Linked DNA regions of Homo sapiens: region 2 is linked to region 1. Evidence: chromatin loops called from intact Hi-C (ENCODE). Cell type or tissue: GM12878. All regions are shown on one strand. Each heading gives the region's core, and the rest is flanking DNA. Links, peaks and the distances in the headings are about the cores only. Region 1 overlaps LOC105377940 (a long non-coding RNA gene). Region 2 overlaps LOC105377941 (a long non-coding RNA gene).

What was found. A loop is a pair of places that touch in the nucleus more often than their neighbours do. Peaks named below come from ENCODE experiments on the same cell type or tissue, not always from the same donor. Only the 100,000 strongest peaks of a DNase experiment are listed, where the experiment ranks them.
Region 2: it touches region 1 in a loop (2.6-fold over the local background); 4 of 110 quality-filtered maps call a loop at or near these places.

The regions. Positions count from the first base shown.
Region 1 is chr6:110,534,745-110,540,128 of GRCh38, forward strand. LOC105377940 (a long non-coding RNA gene) reads right to left here. Exons shown (of 7, transcript XR_007059703.1): 6 at 2,832-2,972. Among named protein-coding and RNA genes, the nearest start is that of SLC22A16, 61 kb to the left of the region's middle. In GM12878, for the core only: no CTCF peak of the experiment used is centred there; no DNase peak of the experiment used is centred there.
Region 2 is chr6:110,587,573-110,592,956 of GRCh38, forward strand. LOC105377941 (a long non-coding RNA gene) reads left to right here. Exons shown (of 4, transcript XR_942866.3): 4 at 1,307-1,524. Among named protein-coding and RNA genes, the nearest start is that of SLC22A16, 110 kb to the left of the region's middle. RefSeq lists an enhancer at 3,291-3,350. In GM12878, for the core only: no CTCF peak of the experiment used is centred there; DNase peaks (open chromatin) are centred at 2,569 and 3,519; H3K27ac peaks cover 1,187 bases.

The DNA of each region.
Region 1 (5,384 bases), core at 209-5,208:
GAAACAAAGACGATAACAGCCCCTCCCTGAAACAAACCTCCTCCTTGTGTGGGGACCAAACTGCCTCTGTAAAACTAACAGATTAACCACAAGATTAGAAATTATGGCTTAGGAGTTATACAGCCAGAGGGCACCAGATTCCTAACCTTCTAATTGCTTTTGTGAATAACATCTAAGATTGGTGTTTGGAATATTTTTCAGACTCTGCACTCTGATGGATCCAGTGGCGCCACCCAGACCAGTAAACTGGCTCCTCTGGTCTTGTGGCCACCATCCAGGAGCTGACTCAGAGCAAGAGGACAGCCTGGACTCCCTGTGATTTCATCCTCAACCCAACCAATCAGCACTCCCCATTCCCTAGCCCCCTGCCTGCAAGACTGTGTTTCAGGGAGGCTAATGTGAGTAATAATAAAGCTTCAGTCTTCCATTTAGCCTGCTCTATGTGTATTAAACTCTTCCATTCAGCCAACTCTGCACGAATTAAACTCTTTCTCCATTGCAGTTCTCCTGTCTTGATAAATTGGCTCTATCTGGGCAGCAGGCAAGAAGAACTTACTGGGCAGTTACAGATGCACACCATATACCATGCAAGATAAAGCTTTTAAAATCCACACCCAGTCTGCAAAAGATAGTAATAAAATTGCAGAATGCTAAACTCAGAAAGATCTTAAAGCAGAAAAATGACAGATCATCTACAAAAATTATTAGCAACATACCTTTATACAGCAACAGAAACTAGACAATTGTGGAACAATATCTTCAAAGTGATAAGCGAAAATAAATGAGAATTGCATGTGCAGCAAAACTACTTTAAAAAAAAAATAGGGGAATAGATGGCCAGGCACGGTGGTGCTCGCCTGTAATCCCAGCACTATGGGAGTCTGAGGCAGGTGGATCATTTGAGGTAAGGAGTTCGATACCAGCCTGGCCAACTTGGTGAAACACCATCTCTACTAAAAATATACAAATTCACCAGGTGTGGTGGGCACCTGTAATCCCAGCTACTCAGGAGGCTGAGGCAGGAGAATCGCTTGAACCTGGGAGGTGGAGGTTGCACTGAGCCAAGATCACGCCATTGCACTCCAGCCTAGGCTACAGAGGGAGTCTCCGTCTCAAAAATAATAATAATAAATAGGGGAAAAGGTATACAAACTTATTTAGTGTGTACACATGGGAACCTTCAGAATGAAGACCCAACTTCTCAATGTGGTACAGCAGCTTACCTGCTATCTTGAGGTTACAGAAAGAATGGGGGCTTGAATCCGGATAGAATGGGTTATGGGAATGGGGAGGAGAATAATTGTATTGAGGGGCAATAAATGATCACCAGGGAAAATGGTTGGATCAGGGAGCAGAAATTAACTTGTAAGTAGTTCTTGGAATGTAAATGATCCTTAGAGACAGTCATTATCTCAAAAAGGTTCCGTTCAGGTGTGGTTACATTCTTGGTCTTCTTTCCTGTAATGGATAATGAGATAACGGAGGAGAACAAGAGCAATTGTTCTCCTCGGTGGATCATTCCTATCTTTATGTAGGTGGGAAAAGCCTCTTCTAGTGCTTGTTGATCTCTAAGGGTGTTGAATTCAACATACTCACTATACCAGGGAGCCATATTTTGGGGTGAAATATTTCAGTCATCACTTTGAAACTTAAAAAAATTCACATATTAAAAGACAAGCAGATAGCTTTGGAGAAATTTGTTTTAGAGCTTGTTAGAGATAGACAAAGAAATGGAAAGACAAATTGGAAGGAACAGAAAAGAGCAAATTTAAATATATCATCCTCGTATCTTCTTTAGTCAGTCTCTTAGTCCTGAGAATAGATCAGTTAAACAGCTGTGTCTCATTCTAGGAGGTGGCATTGCAGACAGGGTGGGCCACTATATATGATGCAGGCAAACAGATCTTTAATAGGAGGCATTTCTACAGAAACAGAAGGAAAGCAAAGGTGAATGTCCTGGAGCAGTTGATAGACTAGTTTTTCTAGAGTCTCTCAAGCATCTTCAGGTTGCAGTAGCAACCTGACAGATTTTTCTGGATTGTGGCTCGAATCGGGTGTTCAAGTGAACTTTCTGAGAAGTCCATACATCATCAGGCAGGCACAAAAGTTGTATATATATATATATTAATTACATATGTTGCTATTGTTTCTCCCGAAGTTTAAGTTGCTAGCTTCAGTTTATAGAGCTTTAAGAAAAGCACAGTTTTAATTTCTAGTGATTCCAAGTCAGAAAAATGGAAGAAAATTTTGAAAACAGTTGTTTGGAGACTCAGCAAAATTACTTTTAAGAATAAGTGTGAAATAAAGAATTTCCAGGTAAACATTATGTATGAACAAGAAAATGAACAATACAGGGGGTGCTATGCTTAAGCTTCTTTCTGGGCTTTATACCAGGAACACTTTTATGTGAAAAAGAAAAAGATTTAAGTATGAGATTAACATTTACTCCACTGAGTGACAAAGAAGGTTTTTTCATGTTCTCTGACTCTCTGGGAATTCAGGAAACAATTGAGTTATTGGTGGTTTAAAATGTCAGAGAGCAGTAATCACTTGCACAATGTGCTTCCCACTCTCAATTACTTCAGGCATTGTCTGATTTTGAGGCTATTCTTGAGAACTAAAATGTTTTTCTAGTGTATATTGTGTAGTTTCCACGTGCTCAGTATGACTAATGCATTAGTCACAGGTTACACTATGAGAGACTGAAGAAAAGACAGTCTTGATCTCTAGAACGACCTTGCTTCCCAAGTCTAAATTCCTCCTCTCCAACCAATGATTCCCCTCTGCCTCCACCTCTGAGACTGGTTCTTTTCCTGGCAGGAGATACTTACTGAGCAGGTATTTGCCAATTCTTGAAGCCTTTAGTTCAGTAAGAAATCTCCACCCTCCTTCTTATGCAGACATTCTCTCTGGATTCCTCACCCCTTTTCTGGTAATCTCTTGTCTATCGGTGGGAAAATATGTGAGCCCAACTGTTAGAGAATCGAGAAAGGAAGAAACAAGAGAAAAAATTAGGTGGGGTTGATGCAACTTGAACAAAAATATTTTGATCTGTGCTTTTTGTAATATGGAAAAGCATGAACCAACCCATGTATCCCACAATCAGGAACTAGCTTAGCAAATTTGAGCACGTGAAGAAAATGGAATATTATATTGCCTTGCCTGATGACAAATGCAAGGACTATGTGACCAGTGGCTACTTGGGGACTATAGGGCTATCAAACTGCTTACGTAAGCTAAAGTCAACTCATAAACTTAGAGTGCAGACTCAATTATGCACGCAGGTTACAAATACGGAAAAATCAGACAGATAGCCAAGAACTGAAAGAGAATATAGAATCTTCTAACTTAGTAAATTAATAGTGAAAGTGTTTTCATATTGTTTTTGTTGCTTCCATGTTTCTTGCAGTGTTTTTCATGTAAAGGGAGTTACATTTTTATTTTAAATGGTGGGCTGAAAAAATATGGTGAATGTACTAAACTCTGAACAGGAGACAAATCAGTAATTTCTACAAGAAAATTAACTATAACAAATTAGTAACAGGGGATTGAAGTGATGAAAGACTGGCTAGTAACCGGTAAAGAGAGCTCTAAAGAATATAGGAATAGCTGATACAGACAGCAGCTATCTCCCCTAGGACTGAGATAGAGCATTCAAGGAAGAGCTGAGATCCAGGCCTCATGGAAGAGGGTCTGGCCAGGGCTTTCAGGATGGGGGAAAAGTTCATGAGGGGCCTCACTGCTGAGGCTGTCCAGAAACCTGTCTCTGGAGTGCTTAGGAAGGCACCCACTGCAAAGCTGCCCAAGCGGGTGCCAGGGAAGCCATCCAAGGGGCGGTACCCCATTTTGTGCACCCTACTGCAAAGCTTCCTGAGGGGGATCTGGCAGAGGTCATTCACAGGGAGGTGCCCAGGGAAGCTGTCTGCAGGAAGGCATCTCAGGCTGCTGGCCACCTGGGGCTGCAGAGAAAGCTGTCCAGGCTGCAAGAGCCTGAGAAAGCAAGCCCCCTGGAACTAGGAAGAGCAGCCATTTTCTCTCACAATGTCCCTCCAGGACTTCCTGCTGACAAAGCCTAACCCTCATCATTCTCGAAGAGCGAGTAATGAAGGGTGAATTTGGAGCTGAGAGGCAACCAATTGATAATTGTCACAGTGAATTAAGCTGCTGGTGGAGCTTGGGCCATACATATGTTCATTCCAGGCTCAGAGCCCTGGATTTTCCTATCAGAAAGCCAAGCTCATGCAGAAAGCCTGAGCTAGTGATCAGACAGCCCAGCAAGCTGGTTCTTAACTTTCCTTGTGTGCAATATCTTATGAAAGCTCGCTGGCTTTCCATATGAGTCATTAGTATCATGTGCCAGGCCCTAAAATATATATACTTTACATATAATATATATGTTTATATATATTCTTTTTTAAAAATATCAACTGTTATTTTAGATACAGGGGGTACACATGCCAGTTTGTTACATGGGCACATTGCACCTAGTTTGTGAGCATAGTGCCTAATAGGTAGTTTTTCAACCCACATCCTGCTTCTTCCCTCCTCCCTCTAGTAGTCCACAGTGTCTGTTGTCCGCATGTTTATGACCATGTGTGCTCAATGTTTAGCTCCCACTTATAAGTGAGGACACGGGTATTTGTTTTTCTGTTCCAGCATTAATTCATTTAGGATTATGGCCTCCAGCTCCATCCACATTGCTGCAAAGGACATGTTTCATTCTTTTTTATGGCAGTATAGTATTCCACGGTGTATATGCACCACACTTTCTTTATCCAGTCCACTGCTGATGGGCACCTACATTGTTTCCATGTCTTTGCTACTGTGAAGAGTGCTGTGATGAACATACAGGTGCATGTGTCTTTTTGGTATAATGATCTGTTTTCCTTTGGGTAGATACCCAATAATGGGATCGCTGGGTCAAATGGTAGCTCTGTTTTAAGTTCTTTGAGAAATCTCCAAACTGCTTTCCACAGTGGCTGAACTAGTTTACATTCTCATCAACACTGTATAAGCACTCTCTTTTCTCCACAGCCTCACCAGCATCTGTTGTTTTTTACTGTTTCATAGAAGCCATTCTGACTGGTGTGAGATGGTATTTCACTGTGGTTTTGATTTGCATTTCTCTGATGATCAGTGATGATGAACTTTTTTCATATATTTGTTGGCTGCTTGTATGTCTTCTTTTGAGAAGTATCTGTTCATGTCCTTTGCCCATTTTTAATGGAGTTATTTGGTTTTTGCTTGTTGATTTAAGTTCTTTATAGATTCTGGATATTAGACCTTTGTCACATGCATAGTTTGAGAATATTTTGCAACCCATTCTGTAGGCTGTCTGTTTTACTCTGTTGATGGTTTCTTTTGCTGTGCAGAAGCTCTTTCAT
Region 2 (5,384 bases), core at 287-5,286, 53 kb after region 1:
AATCTCCAAACTGGCCAGCTTTAGCCAGCATGATAAGGAAGTCCCCTCTGCTTTAACCCTTACGAGGAAAGTAACTTTGAAACAACCAATGCACTTTTTGTTCCTTGTTTCTGCTTTCATCAAGCATTTTCCTGTCTTAAATACTCACTGCCCATGTTATAGAGCGGAGCTCTCTGGACCTCTTCTGGTTGTGAGTGCCACCTGATTCATAAATTGTTCTTCACTCAAATAAACTCTGTTAACTTTATTTTTTCAAAAGCTTTTCACTCCCTGGACCTAGAATCTCTTTAAAAACCTGAAAAAAACTTTAAGCAGTCCTAACAAGACCTAAGGGTGGGAGAAGGTAGTAATAGAGACAGGGAACAACACTGATAAGTTATTTTCAATATTTGAAAGATGCCACATGGAAACTGTACAATTACTAGAGATAAGGTGCTAAGCTAACCATAATGTCCTGTTTCTAAGTTTGGGTTGGAACTACTTCAACTCACTATAAGAATTCTGATAATCGTATGCTGATCAAGGGTTTTTGTTGGTAGTTATAAATAGCCTTCGTTAACAAAAGTGGGAGGGTAAGCCAATCATTACCTAATAAAGCAGTTCATTTCCATCATGGGTGTGGGTCCAAGAGAACAAAGACACAATCACAGGGACCCTCGGAGATAAAGTAGATGGAAACCTCTGATGTGACTGAACCTCCCTGGTACAGAGGAGGGAATGTAAAGCCAGTCAGGTAGGCTAATAGCAAGTTAATAAATAGGATTCAAACCTACATCCATGGACAACTCAACTTACCCTTTAAGCCCACAAACATATTACAGCACAGGGAATACAGCCACTGTCTGTCTACTAAGTCCTGTGACTTAAACAATAGAAAATACAGACCCAGAAACGTCTAACAGAACTTTCTGTAACTGAAGCTGCCTTTGCAAAAATTATAACAGAAAATTATGACAGTGAAAGAGATCTGACCTAACCAATTCCATCTTGCCTTTAATCTCCAAACTGCCCTTGGTCATTCCTGGGTGTGGGGCAAGCTAACTTTGGGAGAAATGTATAGTTTAAATGATAATAGTCCTCAAAACTAAACCACCTTTGTAAAACTAATCGAAGCTCACCAGGTTAGGAGAATGAGAGGGGCCTGAACTCTGCTACCATGTAGGCATAGCTAAATGATTACCAGCCATTATTCCAGAGGTTACAAGATTTGCAGCTTCCCCAATTACTCCTGTAAATAACACCACTGTTGTAGAACCTAAGATTGGCCTTTAGAGATGTCTTTTCAAGCTTTTGCCTTTCTGACCAGATGGACCCACCGGGACCAGCAACTCTTCCGTGGCTCCCACCCAGAAGCCAACTGAGTGCACCAGGACCAGCTTCCACACCCCGATGGTTGCATCCCCAACCAATCAGCAGTACCAATTCCCTAGTCCTCTGTCTGCCAAACTATCCTTGCAAAACCCTAGCTTCCACATTTTCGAGGAGGATGATTTGAGTAATAATAAAACTCCCATCTCCCCTTTAGCCAGTTCTCTGTGTATTAAACTCCTTCTCTTTTGCCATTCCCCTGTCTTGAAAAATCTGCTCTCTCTGGGTAGTAGGCAAGATGAACACATTGAGCAGTTACCTAATGATAAGAATGTTCATATCTGTGCTGCCCAAAGTGGTAGCCAGTAGCCACATGTGGCTGCTGAGTACTTGAAATATGAACAGTGTGGCTGAAGAACTTAGAACTGAGTTTTTAATTTAATTGTAATGGCTAATGTTTGGGACAATGAAGATGGAGATAGACATTTGCATCATTCATAAAATTAAATTCCTCCTCTAAACTATTCAAAGCATAGGCAGTTATTTTCAAACTTTTTTTTTTTTTTTTTTTTTTTTTTGAGACAGAGTCTTGCTCTGTCACCCAGGCTGGAATGCAGTGGTGTGATCTCGGCTCACCGCAACCTCAGCCTCCTGGGTTCAGGTGATTCTCCTGCCTCAGCCTCCTGGGTAGTTGGGATCATGGGTGTGTGCCACCATGCCCAGCTAATTTTTTGTGTGTATTTTTAGTAGAGACAGGGTTTCACCATGTTGGTCAGGCTGGTCTTGAACTCCTGACCTCAGGTGATCTACCCACCTCGGCCTCCCAGAGTACTGGAATTACAGGCGTGAGCCACCATGTCCAGCCTATTTTCAAACTTTAAATCACAGAATTCCTTCTTCAAGGAAGAAAATATTATTCCTATACCAATTTAAATGCAAACTAGCAGTGTGAACATAGGGGCAGGCCTAGAGCCCAACTCATCCCACTCCCCCACTGTCCACTCTTATCAGTTCTCACCTACCCTTGCTGGCTTCACCCACCCTGGCCCACTTGGGCCCTCAGGCACCTCGTCAGAACTCCTAAAACTGCACTGAACACAATGTGAAAGCCACCAATTAAAAAAGCAGAAGAGACCAGCATCAGGTAATTCCCCTAATAAATATTTACTGAGCAGCAACTGAGAACCAGGAACTGGGCTAGATGATGTAGGGGTGCACGGGAAATAAGGCCCCTGCCATGAAGAGACAGGAAAAGGTGATCATGTTTGTCAATAACATCTTAGCTGGATGCTGGATGATCCTTAGCTCATTTTGCCCTGGCATGAGCCCTGTGGTCTTCCTTTCACAGTTTAATACACACTGGGCTCCAAAGAGCTCACCGAGGGGCATACACACCATGCACCAGGGAGGGGCTGGGACCCAGATCTTCCTGACCAGAGCTGTGCTGTGCCCTCCAGAGCTCGCCATCAAGATGGGGAATTTCTCTGTACCCAGATACGCAAACACAGGCCCTCGGGAGCTGGAAATGTGAGAAATAACATGACTCTCTGAGGGTTATGCTGTCAATAGATCAAAGAGAAGATATTCACAAGTAGCTCCCAGGCTGAGGGCCTCTACTATAAACAGATAGAATATAGGCAGTGTTTAACTAAATAGAGTTGTTAGATGCAGGGGCGGTGGGGGTCAGCCACGAAAGGACAGGAAAGGAAAGGCCGAGGCAGATGTATACAAGGTGGACACAAGCACAATAGGGGACCAGAAGCTGGCTGAGGAGTTAGGTATGTCTAACCCATCCCAGGCCCCCATGGCATCCTGACTGTGGGATGAATTCATCAGCTCTTGAGCTTGAAGCCAGAGAGTCTTGTGTCTTTCCAGCTCCTATGTTCTGAGTCCAGGCCCGCTGCATCCTCTCTCTCTGCTGGCAAGAGGAAGAAGTGCTAGTGGGAGGGGTCTTCTTTCTTCCTGGAGATGCCCAGCATTGCAGTGCCTCCAGAAGGCCCGGACCACCAAGCCAGGCCACCCAGCCCTGCTTAATACTTCTTTCTCAGCCCAGAGTCATCTCTCCTCAGCTGTTCCATCATCAGAGGTTTCTCTCCTTGGACAGGGATTTCTCATGATGAATTTTAAAAGTGGTTATGAACAATGATGTGGTCTCCCACGAAGTTTTGACCACAGGAAGTGAATGTGCTGACTGAACCCTGAGATATGAGGTTCAGATGAGGGACCAGCAGTACTCATTGACCCTGCGTGGGCCCAGAAGTTAGTTTCAGCAAAGACTTCAAAGCAGCTATTACATATATGTTCAAATAATTAAAGAAAACTATAATGACAATGACTCAACAGACAGGGAGTCTCAATAGAGAGGTGGAAACTATAAACAAGAATTGAATTGAACATTCACTTCTGGCATGATGGGGTGAGAAGATAAACATGTCCCCTCCCAGAAAGGCAATTATAAAGCTGCACACAACTGCCAAAACATATGTAACACTTCTTAAAATGGAGGAACCCTTTGTTCAAACAGAAGTATGCATGGGAACTCAACTGCTGCATGGAACAAATGGAAACCTGAGGGGGAAGCAGACCATCCTTCTCTCCTAGTTTGACCTGCTGTCTCCTTTGATGGGTCTCAGCACCCCCTTGAGAACCAGGGCAGTGAACCGGTAAACTGGCATTTGGGGGCTCACCTTAGGCCCTTAGGGTAAAGCTGGATTATATGGTAATAATCCTATCTCCAGGGGGTCTTGGTTTAGGTCAGTGGATCTTACTATAACCATTACATCCCAGGAGCCTTTCTAGAAATTTGTAGGGACTTTTGAGGTTATCTAAAAATAGGGGGTTAGTGTTGGCCTGTAGAGGGTGAGGGCCAGAGTTGCTGGGTGTGCCAAAATACGCCAGACTGTGCCCCACAATGAATTATCCTGCAGCCTTTACAACTTTTGAATGTCCTGAAATCTGTTTATAATTTTATAAACTAATAAAGTGAACCTAACTCACTTTTCATATAAACAAAATATACTTTTTGCATAGTTTTAATATATGCTGAATTGCTAGAAATAAGACTACCACATAAATCAAGCTAAGCTGATTGGCTTCTTTTTTTCTTTAACGTCACCAAAAGTTGATCCTCGTTTCAGAAAGTTGCACCATGACCACAGAAAAGATCTACAGAAAAATCATAATAAATAATAAAGCCACATCACTGATAGTACCATGGCTTGTGGCATCTGAGTTGCCAATACAATACCTCATATCAATCTGCATTTTCTTACTAGTTAGTAGTAGCTTCTAATGAAGTCATGCCAAACATCTATACAATGAAATACACATTGTAGACGGTCTCCAACTTATGATAGTTTGACTTACAATTTTTCAACTTTATGATCCTGCAAAAGTGATATTTACTCAGTAGCTCCTAGATTTGTGATGGATGTAATCCTGTCATAAGCTGGGGAGCATCAGCATTTTATCGTAAGTTACTTTCCTTTTATTCTCTCTTATAATATTAACACCTAGAGTATCGTATCAATGTATTTGGAAATTGCATGTGGAGGTCAATTATATTATCTATGATTTTCATGATAGATAAAGGGCATAACAAAAATATTTCTTGTAAAAAGGGGAGGAAGGTCTGACAGAGAACTACTGACTTAAACAGTACTCTTATCATTTCCACCATCTCTACTACTTTCTTTCAATGGGGTGGGGTAGAGAAAACATGAGCTAATATGAGAAAAATATAGGTGTATACAATTAAATGCCAAACCACATGGTTCAGCCTGGGTATCTAGGATAAATTCTTGAAAAAGGTTGCTCAATGGGAGCTGGAGTAATTAGGGAGGCTTCATGGAGATGAGGCTTAAGCAGGACTTTTGGGGTGGGGGATTAGGGTTTGGAGGGCAGAAGAGAGGAACCTCTTCTAGTGCCTTGCAATATAGGAAGGACTCAGTGCAAATGTGTTGAAGGTGAAGGGGAGAATAGTCTTAGCCTAGGCACTGCAGCACGCGAACAGACAGCCGTGCAGAGGCACAGGGCTGCTAAACGTGTTCTGCCTCCTCAGAGGCTCCAAGGGAATT